3 separate regions of the Mus musculus genome follow, and regions 1 and 3 are each linked to region 2. The links are chromatin loops, found by intact Hi-C in ENCODE. Cell type or tissue: left cerebral cortex. All regions are shown on one strand.

Evidence for each region. Hi-C counts contacts between places; a loop is a spot of excess contacts. Peaks named below come from ENCODE experiments on the same cell type or tissue, not always from the same donor. Only the 100,000 strongest peaks of a DNase experiment are listed, where the experiment ranks them.
Region 1: a loop joins it to region 2, with 8 times the contacts of the local background. A loop is called at or near these places in 27 of 42 quality-filtered maps.
Region 3: it touches region 2 in a loop (4-fold over the local background); 3 of 42 quality-filtered maps call a loop at or near these places.

What each region holds. Positions count from the first base shown.
Region 1 is chr1:21,966,103-21,968,602 of GRCm38, reverse strand. No RefSeq gene overlaps it. Among named protein-coding and RNA genes, the nearest start is that of Kcnq5, 5.4 kb to the right of the region's middle. In left cerebral cortex, a CTCF peak has its summit at 1,252 (motif pointing right); no DNase peak of the experiment used is centred here.
Region 2 is chr1:21,410,333-21,412,832 of GRCm38, reverse strand. The region is part of intron 11 of Kcnq5 (potassium voltage-gated channel, subfamily Q, member 5); the gene reads left to right. Among named protein-coding and RNA genes, the nearest start is that of Khdc1b, 28 kb to the right of the region's middle. In left cerebral cortex, a CTCF peak has its summit at 1,439 (motif pointing left); DNase peaks (open chromatin) are centred at 1,183 and 1,349; H3K4me3 peaks cover 188 bases; H3K27ac peaks cover 1,318 bases.
Region 3 is chr1:21,675,654-21,678,153 of GRCm38, reverse strand. The region is part of intron 1 of Kcnq5 (potassium voltage-gated channel, subfamily Q, member 5); the gene reads left to right. Among named protein-coding and RNA genes, the nearest start is that of Kcnq5, 290 kb to the left of the region's middle. In left cerebral cortex, no CTCF peak of the experiment used is centred here; DNase peaks (open chromatin) are centred at 767 and 1,170; H3K27ac peaks cover 2,098 bases.

The DNA.
Region 1 (2,500 bases), 560 kb before region 2:
CTCAGGAGTCCCATGAAATACTAATTAAGCTGAAAGATGTAACTTGTATGCAGAGGACGTGGTGCAGCCCTGTGTCACCCCTGTGCTTTCTCTGCTTCAATCTCTCTAAGTTCATAGGAACTTTGCTCAGCTGATTCGGAGGACCATGTTCTCTGGGTGTCTTCCAACCCCTTTGGCTCTTACAGTCTTAAACTCTTTCACCTTCCTCTTCCACAGGGTTGGTTCCCTGAGCTCTGAGGGGAGGTAAGTAATGGAGACATCCTCCTTACAACCTTTTTTAATCCATCCAATAGAACTTATTTATCCATCTTTCCTACTTGATTTGGACATGTTAAAAAACCAGGACTATTTGTATTTTCATTTTTATACTACTCCAACTAGTAAGACACCTGTTTATTGATGATTGCATGCAGAGGGAATAAATGCATGGTAGCAGTTTCATAAAAAATGAGTTTTTAATTCCTCATTGAGGAATAATGGTAAAATGTCACGGGCTCACTCTGTGTGCAATCTCTGGCTGAGGGTCTCTGCATCTGTCTCTATCTGCTCCAAGAAGAAGCATCTCTCATGATGACTGAATAAGGCACTGATCTCTGAGTACAGTAAAATGTGTACGTGTTTCTCTAGGTCATCATCTTTGATTCCTCTGACTTGGAACAATGAGCATCTCTGGTAGGTTCTCAGTTTGTACTGAGTGAGCACTGTTCTGGAAGTGGAAATAAGAAAAGATTTCTTGCTCAATAGTCTCAGGTGGCTCTCCGTTCTTCAGGATACAAGACTAGTCTTGCCTTAGTCCCTATGCAGTGGAATTCCTGTGGCGGTTCTTCTGCCTCCTGCATACAGCTTTGTTTTCCAAAGCAGCTCAACTGGAGTACAGCCTAACTACTTGTCATTCTAAAAGCATGGTGAGGTCTGTTTCCACCAATGTTTTCTCTTTGAAGATGCTGCCCTCATGTCCTCAGTGCAATCTGCTGCTTCTTCAATACCTTCCCATTTATGGCATCCTCCAGGAAATTCTCTGTAGTTTGCATGGCATTCTACGTAACCTTTTCTGAACTCAGCACTATGTCATAATGATTTAATTTATGCCTCTTTCTCATCTGATTTGAACATGCTAAAAAACAGGACTATTTCTATTTTTATCTAAGGCACTTGTTGATTGCATATAGAAAGAATAGATGCATGATAGGAGCTTCATAAAGAATGCATCCTTATATTTCCTCATTGAAGAATAATGGTAAAATGTCAGTACCACTAGGGGGCATAGAATTATAACAGAATTTTCTAATACACTAGCTCACAGGAGATTTTTCACTTCTGTATCAACTTGACTATTTCTAGCTGTATGGATCATGGAAGAATCTAACGATTCCATTTAAGTCGTGCCTCAGAAGAAGCTTTCAAACAGTATCTAAGAGATAAGACTGGCAAAGTAATCTGCTAGAGTAGGCTACGTAAGTAGGGCTTCATGAATTAACCTGAAGTTAGTGTTAAGAAAGGATCAAAATATACATCCAATGTTAAAACAATACCACAAGACTTGGGTCTGCTTTAAATTTTTTAATAAAAATACCTACATAAGAAGACTCTTTATTTTCACAGAAAACTAAAGATGACCACTGAATCTATTTCTTCTTTTTAAATATAATCAGAATTCTGGTTTAAAAACACATACTTATAAGGTTACTGTTTAAACCAAGTGAAATAATGACTTAAACCAGTGTTAGCACACACTGAACACATAGTAAGTATAATTATTTTACTTTGGTAGTGCTGATCAGGACAATATTTGGGAAGTTTTAGGAAAAAAGGTAGCTGCTGGCCTGGGAACAGGGAGATCTATTGAAGCTCTGTGTCCAGCCCCTCACCAACCCACTTGTGACAGCCACATACACATGGTTGAAGTATAACCACAGTGCTCACCTCAAAGGGAATGAGGCATAGTGTATCCTGGGGCCAAATATGAGAGACCATGTCATGAGAACACTGATTCAGTTGACTCCTGAATTCCAAGATCCAATGTAGTAATAGCTTTAGGAATGGCTTTTTATAGGTATGGAACAGAAAATGCTATAAATGAAAGCATTTAAAAACCACATCTGTGTGGATATCAGTAAAGCTCTGCTACAGGCCTCATGTATCATCTGATGGCATTCTTTGCCTTTGGGTTGGTGGAAGATAAAAGAGATTTTACCAGCTAGTCAAATAGAAGTTAGGTCAAACACAGAGGTGGGCCAGAAATGACAATGGAGATGCTGAAGACAGATCAGTATATCCACAGCATTCCAGCTCTCTATAATCAGAGAGGTTCCAGTCTATCGGCCTTGTAGAATGTTTAGCACAGGTGTGGCCTCATTCTCAGAACTTCAGTTCACATCTCCTACATTCTTTCTGTGCCCTCGGGCCAGGCTGTTTTCAAGTGGACAATTTCTCATTGACAAAGTAATGCAGGCCTCAGATTCCAATTATCAGAACATCTAGCAGTCTGGCCAGCCTCAGA
Region 2 (2,500 bases):
CTTTCTTTGTATTTATTTTATTATCGAGACAGGGTTTCATTGTGTAGGCCTTGCTATCCTGGAACATTGTAGATCAGGATGACCTTGAACTCACAGAGATCTGCTTGCCTACAAGCATATGCCGCCACCACCCTGGATCCTTGATTTTAAAGTTATTAGAGGCTGCATTTCTCACGGCAACTGAAACATCAGAAAATGGAGTTTTCTGAACTCAGAAGAAAGGCTGTGACATACAAAAGAGCTGAGCATAGGACCTCAAGAATCCAAGACAAAGTAGGAAGAATGTCCAGAGAGGAACCGCACATGTATTTTAGAGACAGTGGAATATATGATCAGATGCCTTAGAGGTGGACATACAGGATCCCTGTGACAGGCTGTTACCTCCAGAAACCATGTGCTACTATTTCCTCCAGCCTAGCTGAACACTCTCCATCTCTGCACTCTCATATTGACCTGTGCTCCCAGCTGCCTTCTGTCTGCTTGCCAGCTGCCTTACTAGTCCGAAAGTGCTGTGGCTGAAGGGGCTTGTGTCTTACACTGGCTTCCTTCAGTGGTGGACTAGAAGGTGAAATTATCCATTTCCTATCCAAGCAGGTGTTTATCACAACAGCAGGCAAACAAGACCAAGGTTGTCATTAAATCTCTGCGGCTTGGAGTGTAGCTCTAAAAAGCACTTTCCTGGTATTCATAAATCCCTGGATTTAATCCACAGCACTACAAAGTAAAGTGTGTGTGTGTGTGTGTGTGTGTGTGTGTGTGTGTGTGCGCGCGCGCGCACGCATATGTATGTATTGATGCCTAGTCTCGTGTGGCAGCTACACAGCCTGTATTTCCAGGTACTCAGACCACTTGAGTCTCAGAATTTAAATCCAGCATGGGCAACATGGTGAAATTCTGTCTCAAAATAAGAGGAGAAAGATTCAAAAATCTCTGGGTCGTATCCCAGACCAATTAAATCAGAATTAGAGTCAGAGCCCAAGCTCCCTGGGTGATTCCGAAGAGCAGCCAAGCTTGGGTAATAGTGCTCTCTTCACAGTCAATCAAACGCCTCTTCAGTTCACAGTCAGTTGGGCCCTCTCTGCCCCACGCACGGTTTGGCGGCTGGCCGGACCATCCATCTGTTGGTGGCAGCAATAGTCACTGCTGCTTCTGTTTTCTCAGGATTCTTCTCGCTGCATATTCATGTCTTCACCCTGATTTAGAGCTACTGGAAGGAGACTCTTGTGAGATTTTATAACTTGTGGCAACACAACAAATGCACCTACATTTCCTTAGCTCCTCAGAAGCACACATGTGTTTGTGTGTATTTATAGACATATTCTACCCAGAGTTTAACTTTGCTGTAGTTCCTTAGTTCTCAGAAAATGTGTGAGCAGGCTTCTCCAGTTTCTGGAGGAGGTGCCAATTCAGAGTCTGTGGTGAATCTTCAGCACCCTCTAGTGGTGTTAGTGGAGTACATCTGTTTTGTTCAACAGGATCGTTTTTTCCACGCCTCTTGATTACCAACAGCATCCAAGGACACTGACCTGAGGAATCGTCTGTTGCATTAATTAGCCCTGTGATACAACTCGTTCGTGTGAAGAAGAGTCTCCACTAAGTATAACTGACTTCTCAGCCTTTTCTTTGTCCCCCAAAGGCCAGCCAGGAATTGCCATTAAGAATAGGCCATTCACTTGGCAATGGTTTATTGCACCTGTTATGTGAGTGAAAAAGGCCCTAGTACGTCAAAGTACCAAAGTATTAAGACAGTAGGAGAGTATAATAATTAAGGGCTTTGCAAATTGTACTTGCAAAACACATGAAACTGAAGAAGAACGAACACCAAAGTGTGGACACTTTGCCCCTTCTTAGAATTGGAAACAATCACCCATGGAAGGAGTTACAGAGACAAAGTTTGGAGCTGAGACAAAAGGATGGACCATCTAGAGACTGCCATATCCAGGGATCCATCCATAATTAGCCTCCAAACGATGACACCATTGCATACACTAGCAAGCGTTTGTTGCAAGGACCGTGATATAGCTGTCTGTTGTGAGACTAGGCCGGGGCCTAGCAAACACAGTAGTGGATGTTCACAGTCAACTATTGGATGGATCACAGGGCCCCCAATGGAGGAGCTAGAGAAAGTATCCAAGGAGCTAAAGAGATCTGCAACCCTGTAGGTGCAACATTATGAATTAACCAGCACCCCTGAGCTCTTGACTCTAGCTGCATATGTATCAAAAGATGGCCTAGTCGGCCATCACTGGAAAGAGAGGCCCATTGGACAGGCAAACTTTATATGCCCCAGTACAGGGGAACCCCGGGGCCAAAAAAATGGGAATGGGTGGGTAGGGGAGTGGGGGGGGGGACTTTTGGGATAGCATTGGAAATGTAATTGAGGAAAATACATAATAAAAAAAATAATAATAATTAAGGGCTTAACTCTGGAGTCAAGCTGACTCATTCCTATCCCATGCTTGATAGTTCTTTAAGTATGGGCCAAGCGACTTGGCCTCTC
Region 3 (2,500 bases), 270 kb before region 2:
GCTCAAGCCAGGTACTTTGGAGGGCGCATGTTTTCATGTAGGCTAACTTTATGTCAGCTTGACATAGGCTAGAGCCATCTGATGGTTGGAACCCCAATTGAGAAAATGCCTCCAAAAAATTATGCTGTAGGCAAGACTGGAGGTAGGACATTTTCTTAATTAGTAATTGATGTGGGAAGCCACAGCTCATTGTGGGTATGACTACTCCTGGGTTGGTAGTCATAGGTTCTATGAGAAAACACAACAATATCAACCAACCAGCCCCTGAGTACTCCCAGGGACTAAACCACCAACCAAAGAGTACACATGGATGGACCCATGGCTCCAGCTGCATACGTAGCATAGGATGGCCTTATCTGCCATCAATGGGAAGGGGTATCCTTGGTTCTGTGAAAGCTAAATGCCCCAGTATAGGGGGCCACTAGGTCAGTGATGTGGGAGTGGGTGGGTGGGTGAGGTAGCACCCTCATAGAAGCAAGGGGGTAGCACAAGAGGTTTCCAGAGGGAAAACTGGGAAGGGGGATAACATTTGAAATTTAAATAAATAACATAACTAATACATTTTTTAAAAAGCAGGCTGAGCAGGCCACAAGGAGAAAGCCAGTAAGCAGCACCCCTTCATGGCCTCTGCATCAGCTCCTAACTCTGGGTTCCTGCCCTGTTTGAGTTCTGGTCTTGACTTCAGTGATGGACTACAATGTGGAAACATAAACTAGATAAGCCCTTGATCTTCAATTTGCATTTGGTCATGGTGTTTCATAGCAGCAGCTGGAGAAAGCCTGGGGTTGGGGAACACAAGAGAAGTTGAGAAGAGTAATAAATAATGTAAATGTATATGAAGTTCTCAAAAGTAGATCAAATAATTTAAAATTTTAAAAAGAATAATATTAAAAAATAAAAATCTTTTCTATAATTGTTTTAAAACTCTGCATCTATTTCCAGAAAAAAATGACAAGTTCATTATTGAACATGTGTTTCACGTCTAACCTTACATAACAATTTATATAAGATCCTGTCTTTGAATATTCACACATAAAAATAAATCTGTCTTGAAATGTAAGATCCATGAAACACATCACCCCTGCAAAAGAGCATATTCTGTACCAAGGAGCTCACACTGTCTCTAAATTCACGGGGAGGTTGTAGAGCAAACAGAGCCCCCATATGAATCTGCTAATTGAATCCTCCCTAGGCTGAGGAAATGAGCTGGTTTTGGCTTTGATCCCAGGTAGACAATCTCAGGGAATTGAGTCATCACTATATATTGGTCTTTTGGAGAAAAATTCATTTTTAATGTTAAATTATTAAAGCTGAGTTCTTTTACACAACTCTAGGAACAACACTGACCGAGCAGACTCTATGGTGGTTTCTATGGTAGCAAGTCCTCCTTTTATGTGTTTTCCCCAGCCACGTTATTGTTTACACAGCATTAATAGCAAGTATTAATTCCTCAAGCAAAGCAAAAAGAATTCAGGTTTTGCCCTGAATATTATATAGTTATACTATAGTAACTACCAGATAGCATCGCTGTCTTAAAATCCTTGGGATGCCTCTGATATCAACACATATACTCAGGCCTTTCAGGGGGTGGGAGAATAGATGGAAAGAAAATAGAAATGTGCTGGAAACTGGGTTTGTACCGATGATAAAGAGGAGAATTCCAATGAGGTGACTCCTTCGCACTAATAGTTTTATATAGGCCCTGCTTCCCAAACAGCACCAGACAGCAAGGGCATGCTTGCCTGCAGTGTGATTATTTTGCCCATCAGTCTTAACAAAAGGTCTTCTCTAATCTAAGGAAAGGAGACTTTTTTCCTGTTCTCACTTCCACTAAAGTCGAAAATGAATTTATTTTCATATCTCACCTATGGGTGATGTTCAGACTTCAAATAACTTCAGCTATTTAATTTAGAGACTTTTGCTTTTACTTGCTAAAAATGGTTGACCTTACTAATTATATTCACAATGACTATTACAGAGCAGGGAATAGGGAAAGTTCCTAACCTCAAAAGGTTGAGCATTGACGGACCTTTCTATTGCAAAAGAAACAAAACAAGAATACTGCATCGCAGTTGAATTCTGGGGCATGCAAAAAGTATATAGCCACTCTACATCCGGCTGATGTGATCTTCTCTCCCACATGGAATTCTCCAGTGAAAGTCATGGAAGGTGGAAAGCAGAGGTACATTGTTCAAGAACTTTCCACTGCACCTTTGTGGAATGCCTTTCCCAGGTAACTTGTCAGTGGGAATTACAGTTACAAGATAAACTGAGAGTCTTTGGGTAAGGAAGACGAGTAACCAATAAGAGGCAGGGAAAAAAATGTTGCAGTGTTGTTCAGTAAGTGGAAAGCTCCAGGCTTTCTGGACCATTTCTCTCAGTAGTTATGATGCTTCTCACTGATGAGAACACCTATCAGTTATCCTCAAGTATTGGAAGTCTCAGCACTGCAGTCACTTACAGGTATCTAGGGAGATTGATGTTATACTGAAATATTCCA